2 separate regions of the Homo sapiens genome follow, and region 1 is linked to region 2. The links are chromatin loops, found by intact Hi-C in ENCODE. Cell type or tissue: PC-3. All regions are shown on one strand.

What was found. Hi-C counts contacts between places; a loop is a spot of excess contacts. Peaks named below come from ENCODE experiments on the same cell type or tissue, not always from the same donor. Only the 100,000 strongest peaks of a DNase experiment are listed, where the experiment ranks them.
Region 1: it touches region 2 in a loop (5-fold over the local background); 3 of 110 quality-filtered maps call a loop at or near these places.

What each region holds. Positions count from the first base shown.
Region 1 is chr3:177,616,101-177,624,100 of GRCh38, forward strand. All of the region lies in intron 2 of LINC00578 (long intergenic non-protein coding RNA 578), which reads left to right. Among named protein-coding and RNA genes, the nearest start is that of LINC00578, 180 kb to the left of the region's middle. In PC-3, a CTCF peak has its summit at 6,617; a DNase peak (open chromatin) is centred at 3,081; H3K4me3 peaks cover 1,028 bases; H3K27ac peaks cover 2,265 bases.
Region 2 is chr3:177,474,445-177,482,444 of GRCh38, forward strand. The region is part of intron 1 of LINC00578 (long intergenic non-protein coding RNA 578); the gene reads left to right. Among named protein-coding and RNA genes, the nearest start is that of LINC00578, 37 kb to the left of the region's middle. In PC-3, no CTCF peak of the experiment used is centred here; a DNase peak (open chromatin) is centred at 4,227; H3K4me3 peaks cover 508 bases; H3K27ac peaks cover 1,665 bases.

The sequences.
Region 1 (8,000 bases), 140 kb after region 2:
TTTTATGAAAGAGGCTAACAAACCTTTGGATGTATAAATTCTGATATATCTATTGAACAAGGTATATGTTTTATTCAATGATCCGATATTGGTGACCTACTATGTGAAAATTACTTGAATAATGATAGTGAATACTTTTATGATACTATGGTTTACATGCTGTTCTTACATGGCATTAATTTATTTTGCCTCTATGAATACTATCGGTTATCACCTCCTGCAGATGAGGAAACAAAGGTATGGTTGTCTTTGACTTGGTTTTAGCGATGGAATTATAGGTTTCAAAAAATAGCATGGGAGTGCAGAGGGAAATCTAGGAGGCAGGATCTGAGTTGTGAACATTAGGAAGTTGCTAGACAAATGCTACGGTTTGAACGTGTCCCCCAAAAGTTCATGTGTTGGAAATGTAATCTCAATGCAACAGTCTTGGAAGGTGGGGCCTCACAGGAGGTAATTAGGTCAGGAGGGCTCTATCCTCATGAATGGCTTAATATTGTTATTGCAGGAGTGGATTAGTTATTGCGAGAGTGGGTTTGTCGTAAAAGCAAGTTCTGCTGCATCACTGTCTTGCTCTTTCTCCCTCTCTGTCACATGCACTCTATGAGAAATACATTTCTTTTCTTTTCTTTTCTTTTTTTTTTTGAGATGGATCCTTCCTCTGTCGCCCAAGCTGGAGTGCAGTGGCCCGATCTCAGCTCACTGCAACCTCCACCTCCTGGGTTCAAACAATTCTCCTGCCTCAGCCTCCCAAATAGCTGGGATTACAGGCGCCCGCAACCATGCCCAGCTAATTTTTGTATTTTTAGTAAAGACAGGGTTTCACCATGTTCGCCAGGCTGATCTCAAACCCCTGACCTCAGGCGATCCACCCGCCTTGGCCTTCCAAAGTGCTGGGATTACAGGAGTGAGGCTCCGCGCCGGGCCTAATTTCTTTTCTTTATAAATTACCCAGTCTGTGGTATTCTGTTATACCAACACAAAATGGACAAAGATAACAAAGGAGGTAGGAAAGTACATTGAAATGATTCCACTGTCACAAACATTTCTAAATGCTTTTCCAATGTATATGTTTTAAAATTACTTTCAAAATATGTGGCACATTTTTCAGTATTCTCAATTGTGGCAAATCTTTGGATGTGAAAGTATATTTGAATGTTGGACAAAGTGAAATATCATTCACATTCAAGTTTAGTAAATGAAACCAGTTATTTTTTCAATATTGGCAAATGGCTTAAAAAATAATACTAATATTTTGCATGTGCTTCATATATAAATAGGTTCTAAAGCTAATACCAAAAAAGTCTGAAGAACATTTTCAGCTTATCTTACAACTAGAAGCCCAAATAATAGGAATATGAATTTACATATGCAAATGAAAACCAGCTTCATTTTAAAAGTTTAATGTGGGCATTAGATGTACTTGTGTATTGTGCTTCCAAGGATCTGTGTGTACAGCTCTATTATCATACACTGCATTACAGGTGGGTGTGAGTTCCACCTCCAGCCTGTGAGATGCCTGCAGGGAGCCATCCTGAGTCCTCCGAATTGACACAGTGTCTTTGGGGTAGGAATTTCCCAGTGAATGCTTACTTAAATGAATTCAGTAAGTGCGTTTTGATTTTTCCATAGATTGACACAGTGGAACAGTGGCTAAGAGATGATTCTTTACTATAAGCACCCTTCATAGGCAAAGTGGGAATGTGCTTATTGATGAGGTCAAATAATTCAGACTGCGGTTCCCACATTGGTCTTGAGTAGTGGATGGCTCCACTAAAACACTAGGTTTCATGGGTTTCACCTGTTTTCTGGTAGTTAATTTAAGGAGATGGTGCACTAAGACAACTTAGATGGAAAAAATAAATAGCAGCATAAAAAGCAAACTGTGATTGTATAGAACTGTGAGATAATATTCAACTTCGTTTCATTTATTTATTTATTTATTTAGTGACAGAGCGTCGCTCTATTGCCCAGGCTGGAGTGCAGTGGCACGATCTCACTGCAACCTCCGCCTCCTAGGTTCAAGTGATCCTCCTGCCTCATCCTCCTGAGTAGTTGGGATTACAGGCACCTGCCACCACTCCCTGCTAATTTTTGTATTTTTAATAGAGATGGGGTTTCACCATGTTGGCCAGGCTGCTCTTGAACTCCTGACCTCAAGTGATCTGCCCACCTTGTCCTCCCAAAGTGCTGGGATTACAGGTATGAGCCACTGCACCCGGCCTCAACTTGATTTTAATGTGTGGGTGAGAAATATATGTTCTCATGTACTCAGTTTTGGTTTAAGTGTATAAATGGACTTACACGTGACACAGGTTGGAAAGAAGCAGAACACTTTAGGCAACAAGGCACTTGATGAAGCACCATGGTACTCTAAGACCTTCTCCACTTTGTCCACATCCCACCTTCCTTTCATGATGCAGCTCTCATTCCACCTCCTTCCTGAAATCTCTCCTGACCTCTTCATTCTAATTAACATACCTTTCTCCGGACATCCAGAGCATCTCATCTTGCCTTTCCTAAGGTACTTTTTCCCAACACCTTCCACCTGGTTTAATACCTATCTGTATATATCTTCTCCTCCTCCCCACCACTATATATTATGCCCCACATGCGCAGAGTCTGTGTATCTACATCTTTGTCTCTTTACATGGTGTCTGGCACAGCACCTTCTTCAGAGTGGGTTTTCAATATGTGATTATTGAAAAGTAAATGAGCAAGATGGCCATGACAAAGCAAAGGAGTAATAAACAACTTCTTCCTAAGAGACGAAAGATATACAATGTTTTGCTTTGTGAATACACAGCCATGCAGGTCTAGAGAGAAATGCAATGTACGTTTATTTTTGTTGTGTTTATTTGTTCTTAGTCAAGGTGTCTAATCTACTATGCTGTTTCCTTATGCACAGATGGAAACTTATCATGCATAGGAGACTCTGAAGGAAATAATTTTTGTTTAAACTTTGCCTTAGAAACTTCAAGGGAATTCAGAACAGGATTTCTTTAATGATCTGGCTGTATTATATTACCGATTACCAAGCTGAAAAATGCTTGGCAGAACTTTTGGCTTCTGAGGTTTTGGATGTCTTCCAGGTAATCTGCCTCGGAATTTTGAAATACAAATAAATGAGTTCCAGTTCAAATTTTAAAAAATCTGAGCTGCTAGGCCTTTGTTTACCTTCCATCTGAACATTTTGGTACAGATATACCAACCAAGCAGAAAGAAGATAATCAGTCGACATTTCTGAGGTTATTAGTGGCCTTGGTTTAAAAGAACAAAATGAGAGTAAATGGTTTAAAACTTCATCATGTTTCTTCCTAGTAACTGGCTTCTGGTGTTGGCATTTATTTTCCAGGATGTTTTCTCCCAGTTTTTATTTGGGAGAGGAGGACGAGGGTGTTCTTTGCTGCTTTGTTTCTCCCAGAGGGAAGATTCTGAATGTTCCTTTGTTAAACGTTACACACGTAGCTTTTGTTTTACTTTCTTGTCTGGTAGCCAAGTATTTTTCAAGTCACTCAACATTCTACTGAGGCATGCTAGTCCACTGAATATGATTATAAAGGAAAGCCTAACATGACCTAAAAAGAGGGAGGACGGAGAGCTTTGGCTGTTGTGAGCACCACAGCTAATGAAGAAGCAGGATAATTTGCATGAGCGATATCCCTTCAGTTATTTCTGTAAATCTCAGAGCCAGTTCCTGTCAAGTTGTGAGGAAACAAACATTTTTTATTAAGGAATAAAAAGATAGGCCAGGCCCAGTGGCTCACACCTGTAATCCCAGCACTTTGAGAGGCTGAGGCGGGCAGATAGCGAGGTCAGGAGTTTGAGACCAGCCTGGCTAACATGGTGAAACCCCGTCTCTACTAAAAATACAAAAATTAGCCGGGCATGGTGGTGGGTGCCTGTAATCCCAGCTACTTGGGAGGCTGAGGCAGGAGAATCGCTTGAACCCGGGAGGCGGAGGTTGCAGTGAGCGGAGATAGCGCCATTGCACTCCAGCATGGGCAATAGAGTAAGACTCTGTCTGAAAAAAAAAAAAGAGAATAAAAAGAGAAAGAAGGAAAGCCCTTACTTCCACCCCCTAAACACACATGCGCACATTCCACGCACACATATATGTGTGTACATGCTCGGAAGTGAAGTGGTTTTTGTAGGATTTCGTGGCTATAACACCGTCGTTTATGTTCTGGGAGGCTGGGGTGAGTCAGCAAGTATTCTGAAAGGGAAAGACATGGTGGGGAGGATAAAACGGCTCTTCATTTTAAGAAATCCCTCTTATCAAGCCTACTATTAACTTGTTTCTTTGGCAACTACTATGCATTTGCTACGGAAATATATCCCCAGAATAAAATTTCCATGGAAGGAAAATAATAGCATCAAATTTTTCCTCCAAAGTTTCCGATACAATGAAATTTATTTGTCCTTAACTTTGGATTGGTGGAAGAAGACCAATACCTCTCACAATACAATTCAAAGACATGAGATGAAAACAATCTTTCTCACTTTACAATTTTGGATGACATGTTTTATTTAAAAACTTTTCGTTTCTGTGGGAGGTTTTTACAGGAAACTATCTTTAGTATTTCATATGACCATTGTCATTTGAAGATGATGCTGAACTTGTCTTCCCACTTGTAAGCTCTTCTTACAGACCAGCATGAAACAAGCAGCTTAGCCCATCAGCTAATGCCCAAACTGAGACTGGGCTGGCAGGACAGGTGGACAAGCCACCTGAAGCCTAGAAATGACCTGACCTCTCTACTCTGGTAGGTTCTGAGACAGCCACTTAGCTCTAGTTTCACCAGCATTCTTTTCGATATCTTGGAATAGAATAGGCCCTGAGAAAACTGTGAAACAAACAAAAATAATTTTTTTCCAGGAATATTTTATTCTGCCTCCTGCCTTCTTCCCTTCACCAGGTTCCTAGTTTCTTTACCTGTTCCTGGCCCTGCAAAGCCCTCATGTGTCACTGTTCTGGGTGAGAATCTTCTCTCTAAAGCATTTGAGACCCTTGCTCTTCCCTTTACCACCGCATCTCCAGACCCTAATTCCTTCCCTAGTGAAGACTTAGCATTAGATGGTGATGATATGAAAATAGGAGCAACTAACATTTGTCACATTCTTTCTTTGTTTATGGCCTTCGCTAAGCCTGGTAGCTGACCTGTCTCATTTAATTACTACAACCATCTTATAAGCTCTATAGAATTTTGAATTCCAGTTTTATTTCTGAGAGACAGAGGCACAGAAGCAAGAGTCACTCAGTTACTACACGGGAAACGTGGATTTTAATCTGGGTTAAGTAGCATTCTAGTTGAAGAGTATACAGTGGCAAGTGTGAGACAACCTGAGCATTTAAAAATGACTATGAATATATAAAACTCCGCAAGTACATAACTAGAAAAGAGAATGTCTTCCAAAACAAAACTCATTTGCCATCACTGGAGGTGATTATTACATGAATTGGTTATTCTGAGAATTGAGAATTAAAAATAATTAAAGATTTAATGTCTTTCTAGAAGATACTGAATTTCAGCATAACTAAATAGTTCTACTTGATGAAGGAAAACTTTTCTTTATTGAAGAATGTCAGCTGTGAATGTAGATGCAATAATACGGTCAGAAAGTCACCATTTTGCAGCCCTTGATAGGATGGAAATTCAAATAAGAACCTTTGACAGATGCTGAAACCACTAAAAGAAAGGTGGACAGGGACCATTGTGACAGACTTCCCCAGATGATTGCCAATTGAGTGTTGGGGCGGGGGCATAACTCTGCAGCAGAGGCATCTGTCCATCATCATCCGATGCTATGATGCTCTTGACACTGCTGTTGATGCAATGGCCAGTTACTGTGAAGATCCAAATGTGGTACAATATGAAGTTGCAATATCATCTATGAAGCATTCTTGCTGAAAGTGAATCTACTCAAGCCTTTAGTTAAAGTTTCCACTTCATAAGAAACACAGAAACTAGAGGAAAAACTTAATCAGCACCACAAGGAAATAAACAAATCCAGAAGGCAGATCATTCTATAGACTGATCTTGATTCCTTAGCAATTAATGTCATGGTACAAAAAGGGAGTAGGAAGGAGGTGTTTTAGAATTATATAATTAGCAAATGTTATTCATGATTTTTCGCAGGATACTAGTTTGAACAAACCAACTGTAGAAAAGATACTTTTGGAACAATTACAGAATTTTGAATATGGTATTAGGGAATTGGTAATATATTTTATCAGGTGTGATAATGCTATTGTGATTATGTAAAAAAAATCCATCTTTAGAGATGCACGCTGAAGTATTAAGGAGTAAAATACTATGACATGTTAACTTATTTTAAAGTATTTCAACAAAAACTGAAGCAAATATAGCAAAATGTCAATAGTCGTTAAATCTAGGTGATGACATGGAAGTAGGAATTTTTGAAAATTTTACAATTAAAACATATAAGAATGAAAAAAAAAAAAAAAAGAGTGGATTGGTCTCAATACAGAGAGCTCTGGATTGCAGTCCCAGCTCTAACCACTTACTTTTTGTAGGGTTTGGGCAAGTCGCTTCACCTCAGTACCTTCCTCTGCAAAAAGGTGGCAATAGCAGTGTTTGCTTCCTAGAATTGTTGTGGGAAAAAATGAGTTAACACAAGTAAGGAGCTCAGAACAATGATTGGCATGTAGTAAGCTTTCAACAAATGTTTGCTATAATTGTTTCATGTAGGAGGAGTCAGATGGAATTAGGTTTAAATCCTGGCTCTGTCTTTTATTAGCTATGCTGCCTTGGGTTGTTTGCTTAACCTCACTAAAACTCAGTTTTCAGTGGAAGTAATAATACTGCTAGGGTTGTGGTGGGATTAATAACCTAGCATATATAAAGTCACTAGCATATAGTAACCACTTAATAGATAGTGGCTTTGACTATCAGTGCTGTCAGATAGCTGTAATTTTTATGAGGCCTTCAATGCCCTACACCAACGCGCAGCTAAAACTGGAGTGTCCTGGCACTGTAGTTGTACAGGAGAACGCTGATAGATCTGCAAAGGGAGTGTGGGGAAGCCTCTGTGGTCTCCACTCATGTCAAGACAAACATCATGCCATATAGGTGGCTCCTCACTCTGTGTGTTTGGCAGAGGCCTTGCTTTAAGGATGGTTGGAGACAGCACATAGGGCAGGTACAGGAGAAGATCTGGGCTTTTTCAGGGTACAGAATGTGGATAAGACCCAGAAGAAAGGAAAAGAGATGGGGAACTAGGGAGTCTGGCTCATGTTTGTTTCCACCTTAACTTCTCTTGGAAGTTTGAAATAGTCCATGAAAGTGAAAGCACTTTTCATCACAGTCATCAACTGCTATAGGCATTTGCAGCCTGCAAATAGATTAATTTCACTGGATGTTAATTTCACTGTGAGGCTTTAGCCAGCACTACTGTTTCTCAACACATAGCCTTACCTGGAACATGTAGTGTTGCCATGTGCCCAGGGAGATAATTTAGGGACTAATAGGCCTTGAAAGAGAACGCGGCCACAGAAGATAGCATTTCTAATACTTGACTCTAGTGATTATATAGATTTTTAATGGCATCAATGGGGCAATGTGAAAATCTATCATTTTCTTCTTCTTTTTTTGACAGTGTAAAGAGGTGTTTTCGTTTTAACTGTGTGTGTGTAACATTAGGCAAAATTATTTAAAGTCAATAGATTTTTATTCAAGGAATTCCATGTTGTAAGTTCTTCCACTGTCCATCGAGGTCACTTTAGATCCTCTAAAGAGCTGGAGTCAAAATTTATCTTCAAAAGATTTATCTTCAAGTTAGCCCTTTTTAATGAAACTGATGCTTATTTTAATGCAGTTGTCCTGTCAGGCCATAATTCTTTGATTTTTGGCATCTGTCGTCATCTCCTTTTAATATGGCTATACTGATGAAGATTTCAAAATTTACCTTTGGAAAAATCAAGAATCTTTAAGATCTAATTTCTTCAACCAATTTACTTTAGGGTCATTTTTAGTGTAGGT
Region 2 (8,000 bases):
AATAACATCAATAATCTAATGATACTCTACTCTTGCCAATCCAGAGATTCTCTCATGATTTTATAGTTTCCATGAACAACTGATATTTTGGGGGCTTATTATTGCTGGATGCTCTTACTAGTATGCCAATGATATCTGTAGAGAGTTCATATGTTTCTATTTTTCTGTAGCATCCCTCTTATGGTGGTAGAGGTAACAGGAAATTAAACAGTTTCTCTTCACTAATGGTCATATCTTTCTGCCCTTGGTAGACTCTAACTGGCTGTAATTGCTTCTTTTTGATGTATCTATCCCAAGGCAAATGGTTGCTCCTAAGAGCGTCATCTTTTCCTCCTGTTTTCCATTCTAAGCCCAGTGTCCCACATGTGCTGCTCCCAGGCACAGGCACTGCTGCACGGGGCTCCCCAGCTCAAAGGTCAAGCACATCAGGCTTTGAGAGATCAGAGCAATGGGGCTGGCTCTTCCATGGGCATCTCACAGAATGCCTGTGTAATATAATTTGCAGCGTCAGTGTTGTGGAGCAGCTTTGGGGACCTCCTAGGACCACTTTATTTTGCTTAGCAGTGTGAGACCTAGCTGGATGGCTGAATGCTGTCAGTCGTGCATTTGGCCGTAAAACATTTATCCGATATAAAGTGTCACAGGGAAAAGTTAACATTGCTTCACCCCGTGCCATAAATGGATGACACTTTCAGGATTGTGGCGCTAAAGACAGAGAGTCTGAGAAAAACTGGAAAGCAGCAAGCTTGCCTCATGAACAGAACACTCAGCTAGGGATTAGCAGGCCTTGGTTCTCATCCCAGCTCTGCCAGCTGTGTGACTGCAGGAAGGTCCCATGTTTTCTGGGCTTCTGTTTCCTCATCTATAATGATATCTGCCTCACAGAACTCCCGAGAGGTACCTCGAGCGTGCAACAGCACGTTGTCAATTAGAACATTTCTGCTGAGGTCGTTGCTATGATGCATCCTCATATAAAACGAGGGAGCCACAGCAGTGAACTTTGGACTTTTCCAAGCTCTAGAACGCTGACTCCGGGGAGCAGGCAGAGGAACAGAGGGGTCTGAGCACATCACACAGGCATATTTGGTTAGCTGTGCAAACAAGATGGATGACAGTGTCCTCTGTTTCTATTAAGCTTCAAAACTTATTTGGGAGATATGGATTTGGGAGCTGCACTGAGGCAGAAACAGAAGAGAGAGAAATGAAGAAATATTAACAATAATCCAGACATCCTTACTCTGAGGCATAGTTGAAGGGAATCAGTGTGGCCCAGGAAGGGTAATAGCACCAGGGATAACCACCAAATATCTTGTTCATTGGCCAAAAAAACGACGACGACGACAACAACAATGACAACAAAACACAACCCAAGATGTGTTGAAAAATAGAGTGGCTAAACCCAATTATTGCATTACTGTGTTTTCTGGCGAGATGGCAATAAAGAGTTGTGTGACCTCTATACATGGTCATCTTTTACAGAGTGATTTAGTTGTTTTTTTTTTTTTTTTTTGAGATGGAGTCTTGCTCCATTACCCAGGCTGGAGTGCAGTGGTGCAATCTCAGCTTACTGTAGCCTCTGCCTCCCAAGTTCAAGTGATTCTCCTGTCTCAGCCTCCCGAGTAGCTGGGATTACAGGCATGCGCCACCACACCAGGCTAATTTTGTATTTTTAGTAGAGATGGGGTTTCTCCATGTTGACCAGGCTGGTCTCGAACTCCTGACCTCAGGTAATCCACCTGCCTCGGCCTCCCAAAGTGCTGGGATTACAGGCGTGAGCCACCGTGCCTGGCCCAGAGTAATTTAGTTCTGTTATCATGTTAACTCCCAACAGCCCCCAAATTTAGGAAATGATTTTAACAATACTGTGATTTTTCTAGTAATAGCTCTGTGCAAAGCATTTTAAGAGGGAAATTGTCTTTAATCCTTATAGCAGTGCCATGGAATAGATAGTATCACCTCCTTTGTACTGAGGAGAACACAGAGCAGGGTGGTTCAGCCATGTTCCCGAGGCTGACTGCTTAACAAACAGCAGAGCAAGGGGCTCAGATCCTGCTCTGTTTGACTCCAAAACCTATGCTCATGGCTGAATGCTACTTCAGTCTTCACTCAGTAATTCTTTCTGAGAGGGTAAATCAACATCGTTGAGGATTAAAAACATGACTTCTATTGACGCGATTGCCAACTCTTGACAGACCATTAAGAGGAGCAGGGAAAAATATGTCGCTGAATATGAAGTTTGAAGTTTATTACGTTAGTTATCATTCAAATAGGTTTTGGAAATCACTTATCTAATTAGCTACGATGATTATTCGTCAGTTGTTTCTATGGATACTACTCATCTTATTACTCAAAATAGACACTCATTTATGTGCTTATTTCTGCACAGTCTAGTCATCAGCATCTGATAGTTCTGACACAGGAGGGAATCCTGTTTTTTTTTTTTTTGTTTTTTGTTTTTTTTTTTAGTGGGCCGTTTACTGGCTACACTGAGTCCTATCTTGTAAATACTCGTAATGCACTTCCTCAGGCTTTGAAGTAAGTGAATAAGCGCAGCCCTCATGGATTTCATAGCTCGAGAACAGTGTTTCTTAAACTTGGCTACACATTGGAATCACCTGGGGGTGATTGTCCACTCACAGAAATTCAGAATCTCTCCAGGGTAAGACCCAAATATCATTGATCTTAAAATCTTCCAGGTGTCTCCAATGGACATCTAAGTTTGAGCACACTGGCTCTTAGGGTAAACAGGTGCAAACATTCCTAAGCAAACATTCACAAAATTCTCTCTCCTCACAGGCATGCTAGAACATGAAACTGATTGGGTTGGACATTAGACTCACTGGGTAGTGGGGCGGGGAGGTGGGCTTATAGACAGACTGATGCCTGGCCCCCACCCTCGTCAGATTTTTAATTAAATGGTCCCTGGAGAAGGCTGTGCTTAGCGATCAGTATTTTTAAAAAGCCCCTTAGGCCACTCATATAAACAGCCTGGTTTTGAACCACTGAGTCACACCTACTAATCTCGAGAGAAGGCCCAAGGCTCAAGAGAATTATGTTTCCGTTGCATTAATTTCCAGTAAGGCCTGATGCTTTTCTTTTTTTTTGTTTGTTTTTGTTTTTGTTTTTGTGACAGAGTCTCGCTCTGCCACCCAGGCTGGAGTGCAGTGGCGCAATTTTGGCTCACTGCAACCTCCACCTCCCGGGTTCAAGCGATTCTCCTGCCTCAGCCTCCTGAGTAGCTGGGATTACAGGCATGGGCCACCATGCCTGGCTAATTTATGTATTTTTAGTAGAGATGGGGTTTCATTATGTTGGCCAGGCTGGTCTCGAACTCCTGACCTCCAGCGATCTGCCCACCTCGGCCTCCTAAAGTGCTGAGATTACAAGCTTGAGCCACCATGCCAGCCAGCCTGATGCTTTTCAGCAGACATCTTCCTGGTTCTGAAACGAAGAGATGAAGAGTGAAAAATTCAATTTAAATAAGATTTTCCAGCAGTGTAGGGTTGGGGTGGAGCTCTAAAACCATCTTGCCAGCCTGAGTTATTGAATACCAATGTCAGGAATAATTGAAGCAGCAGCACAAGGGGTATCTGTGAGGGGCGGAAAGGTCTAGTTTAGTTGATCTATTTGACCTTGTTTGCTAGATGTGAAGTCTTCTTTTCCTCGCAGAAATGAAGAGTTTAAAACAACAACAAATCAATGACCATATCACATTGTATTGGAATATTGAAAATACTCAGGCTGCTTGATAATGTAAAACAGCCATACTTATATTAATTATTCAATAATAGGCAGCTATCTATATTTTGAACTTTTTCCTATTGTTTCAGCTAGGAGCAATTCTGCTTCTCACACGTGTAGCTTGCTTGTCTGTTTCTTTTCCCTCTTTAGACTGTAATAGTGCTGAGTTCACCATGGCCCCTTCATCATAATGAGAAAGAACTTTTCTAATGACTCAGAGATTTCTAAATTAAACCTAAAATGTTTATTACAAAGATGCTGGACACACATTATGCATCGCTGTTGCAATACAGTAATATAATTCAGATAGAAATTATCTTTGCAAATGGCAATCAATTTTTGCTACTACTTTTTGCATTCTTGACAATCTAGTCACTGGGCTGTGGAAAAGTGCTTTTACTTGATTATTTACACTGTTGATAATCACTGTGGTTTTTGGCAGAGCTAAGGCATTATTTCACAGACCTGCATTGCAATAGGGAACGGGTGTAACTTCAAAATACTGCCAAAGTTCCTGTGGCTTTAGCCGACACCAAGGAATGTACAAACTCAAGCACAATTCTTAGGAGACTTCATTCTTTTACAGTGGTTTGCCACAGGGCAGTCCACATGCAGGGACAAGTTAAACAAATATGGTCCCTGGAGAAAGTGGGCTCCCCTGTAGCCCAAGAAGTCTACTGCTGTGGAGGTCTTCAGGAACTATCTGCATCTCCCACTTAATGCCCAGGACACATATCCTCCCACTTAGAACTTTGGGTTTAAAAGGGAGGAAACATATTTTAAAGTATTAGATAATTCAAAAACCGGCCAGGCACAGTGACTCACGCCTGTAATCCCAGCACTTTGGGAGGCCGAGGTGGGTGGATCACCTGAGGTCAGGAGTTCGATACCAGCTTGGCCAACATGGTGAAGCCCTGACTCTACTAAAAACACAAAAATTAGCTGGGCCTGGTGGCAGGTGCTGGGAGGCTGAGACAGGAGAATTGGTTGAGCCCAGGAGATGGAGGTTGGTTGCAGTGAGCCGAGATGGCACCACTGCACTCCAGCATGGGTGACAGAGACTCCATCTCAAAACAAAACAAAACAAGACAAACGAAAAAACAAAAAACAAAAAACAACCCCGTGGTGCCACTGCACTATTTTCAAAGGGAAAAAGAGCCACCGCTCCAGGCTGAATGTTTTCTTATAGATCATATGCTGATAAAGAAATGAACACAGACCTGTAATGTGGCAGATAACCTTTTGCAAGCGACTGCAAAAGAATAAAGAAAGATAGAAGCAGCGGAAAGAGCTATATTAAATGACTGCCTTATCACTCTTAGACAACTCCTACCTTTGATTTTTAAAAAATTTAAACATTTCAAACAAATCGTTATGCCATAGTGGGATGCTCTTGGGAAACACAAAAACAACAACAACAACGACAACAACAAAAAGAAAAAACAGACTCTGACTAGTCCAAAAACATCTCAGCAGGCAATCTAAGGACTAGAACTGATTTAATTTCTTTCAAAAAACTCTCCTCTATCATAACAAAGGTGTCAGTTATAAAGGGGAACATCTGTTTTGCTAGACCCTAAACTAAAACCTCTGATTCTTTTCACATCAGTCATTGAACAGCTGTCAGATATATGAACAAGTTTTAGACACCTGAGAATTATGACTTTGAACACGTGACCTAGAGATCCTCTGCCCCTGTTATCACTTCCTTGGGCCACCCGCCATGGCAGACTACACAGTCATTATAGAAAATGCCATCACCCAGTTTTGTTTGAGACTACACCAGCATGTGTTCAGCATTTTGAGTATTTTTCTGATTTAAGTAGCACTTATTCCTGATTGCTTTTGGTCTTGTCCCTGTCCTATTTTGTGATACTACTATCTGCCAGCCACTAAAGTCAGAAATTGTAATTATCTTTAATTTACTAACCCTGGCTGATCTTTGGCCATTGTGGCTGGTGAATTCTTCTTTTCTTCTTGTGCGTTACCATTACCTGAATTCAGGCTGGCATTATTACATTATCATCCTCTTTGAATAGCTAAGGGGCATTTTGGCTCCTTTAACTCGCCACCCATTCTTCCCTTTACTGCCAGATTTTCATCTTAAATCAGAGATCAAATAATCTCATTGCTATGTTCAAGTTTTTCCATGGTTCCCCACTTGTCTTCAAATTCCTTATCATGTTATTCCTCACTACTCATGTTAGTAGTACTAACACTACTCATGTTAGTAGTAGTCTTCTAACACTACTCCACCTGGCTCTGCTGCTCCACTGAAGACCCTTGATTATAATCTCAGCTCCAGCTCTGCCTGGTGATTTTTCCTTACTAACAGCGTATGTAGAATCCTTCCATGTTTGTGTTAATACACAGTTGCTCCCGCTTAGGACTCCATTCTCCTCTTTCTCCTGCCATCATAATACACACCTCTTAGAAGGCTCATATCTAATGTCACCACAGAGAAGTCTTTTCTGCCTCAAGAAATGGAATACTTCGGCCGGGTGCAGTGGCTCACTCCTGTAATTCCAGCACTTTGGGAGGCTGAGGCGGGCAGATCACGAGGGCAAAAGATCGAGACCATCCTGGCCAACATGGTGAAAACCCGTTTCTACTAAAATCAATAAAATAGTGTGGACTTACATACTTTTATATGAGCTTCCTACAGACCAGAATTGCATCTTCTTCATCCTTCTGTGCTCAATATTTGGCCCTCTATCTGTACATTGTAGGTGCTCAGTCAGTGTTATATTGAATTAGGATTACAGAGCACTGGCTTTCTGTGTGGTAGTTCATGGGAAGCTTCCTGCTCAGTGCCTATCAGGTGTGCCATTGCGTGATATATGAGTTGATCTGAATGCCCCTTGAGTTCCTTGTGAGCTTAAAAATTGGAGGAATATGTAATCCCAGCACTTTGGGAGGCCAAGGTGGGCAGATCACGAGGTCAGGGGATCAAGACCATCCTGGCCAACATGGTGAAATCCCATCTCTACTAAAAATAGAAAAAATTAGCCAGGCGTGGTGGTGCGTGCCTGTAGTCCCAGCTACTCGGGAGACTGAGGCAGGGGACTCTTTTGAACCCGGGAGGCGGAGGTTGCAGTGAGCTGAGATTGTGCCACTGCACTCCAGCCTGGGCGACAGAGTGAGACTCAAAAAAAAAAAAAAAAAAAAAAATTGGAGGAATAACCCAGAAAGTAGACAACTATTTCCCTCCTGTATTGTCTTCTCCTGCTGGCCTCTTCTGTGACCCCTTAACCTTCCAATCCCTTCCATCCTGCTGTCTCTGTCTTTGTTCCTCTTTTTGTACCATCAGAGCCGTTTCAAAGCACAGCTCACATTGCACCTTCTACTGCGAGCCTTCTGCTTTGGATTTGCTTTTTTGCTGATCTCTCTAGGACTTCAGAATCTCTTTTTCACTATTCAGCATTTTATTACTTACAGTTTTGTACCAATTATTCATTACTTGGTAAATTGTTCCCAATTAATTCAACTGAGAACTACTAGAGTCTAGCTTAATTTTCAACAAAGGTATTCCAGCGTCTCTCCTGAAGGCCCTGGCTCTGCCATATCAGATATATAACTCTGGGAAAGCTTTAACAATGGCCTAAACCTCAAATATAAAATGGGGAAAATTATAGTGTCCATCTTATAGACTGTAGAAGATAAAATACATTTGAAACATTTTGTGTAACATTTATTAATCTCAACATATGACAATTGTTTTATCATTATTATTATTATGGACAGTTTTAATCACAGCCTGTTGAAATTAACTTATCTTTTATTCAAAGCCTATCAAATGTAGGCAATGTTTGATACTTTTAGGTCTTTGTCATATTTCTCAATAATTGTGATAATTAGTTTGGCAAAAAGTAATCCCTTGCATAGCTTTTGGAACCACTCTTGCACCTTGAATGAAAAACAGCCAGTGTAGGTACTGAAACCATGATCTGTTCAGTGGTGTCTTCTGGCTCAAATGAAGCACAAGAGCTTGTGAATTGACCTGAAACACACAAATAAAATGTGATTCATTAGATACTAACTAATAAACTCAGTGCGTTTTTGGTGCCATCATACCCAGACTATAAGGTCATTGAAATAAATCTGAGACATTTCTCTTGAAAGACGTTATAGTCAACTCATTTCTCTGCCAAAAGAAAAAAAAATACAGCCCTATCTCAACACAATAATCTAGGACGTATTTATTTTAAAACCATTCCATTTTGCTTTCTTAATTTCTCATCTCCCACCCCAGAAAATCG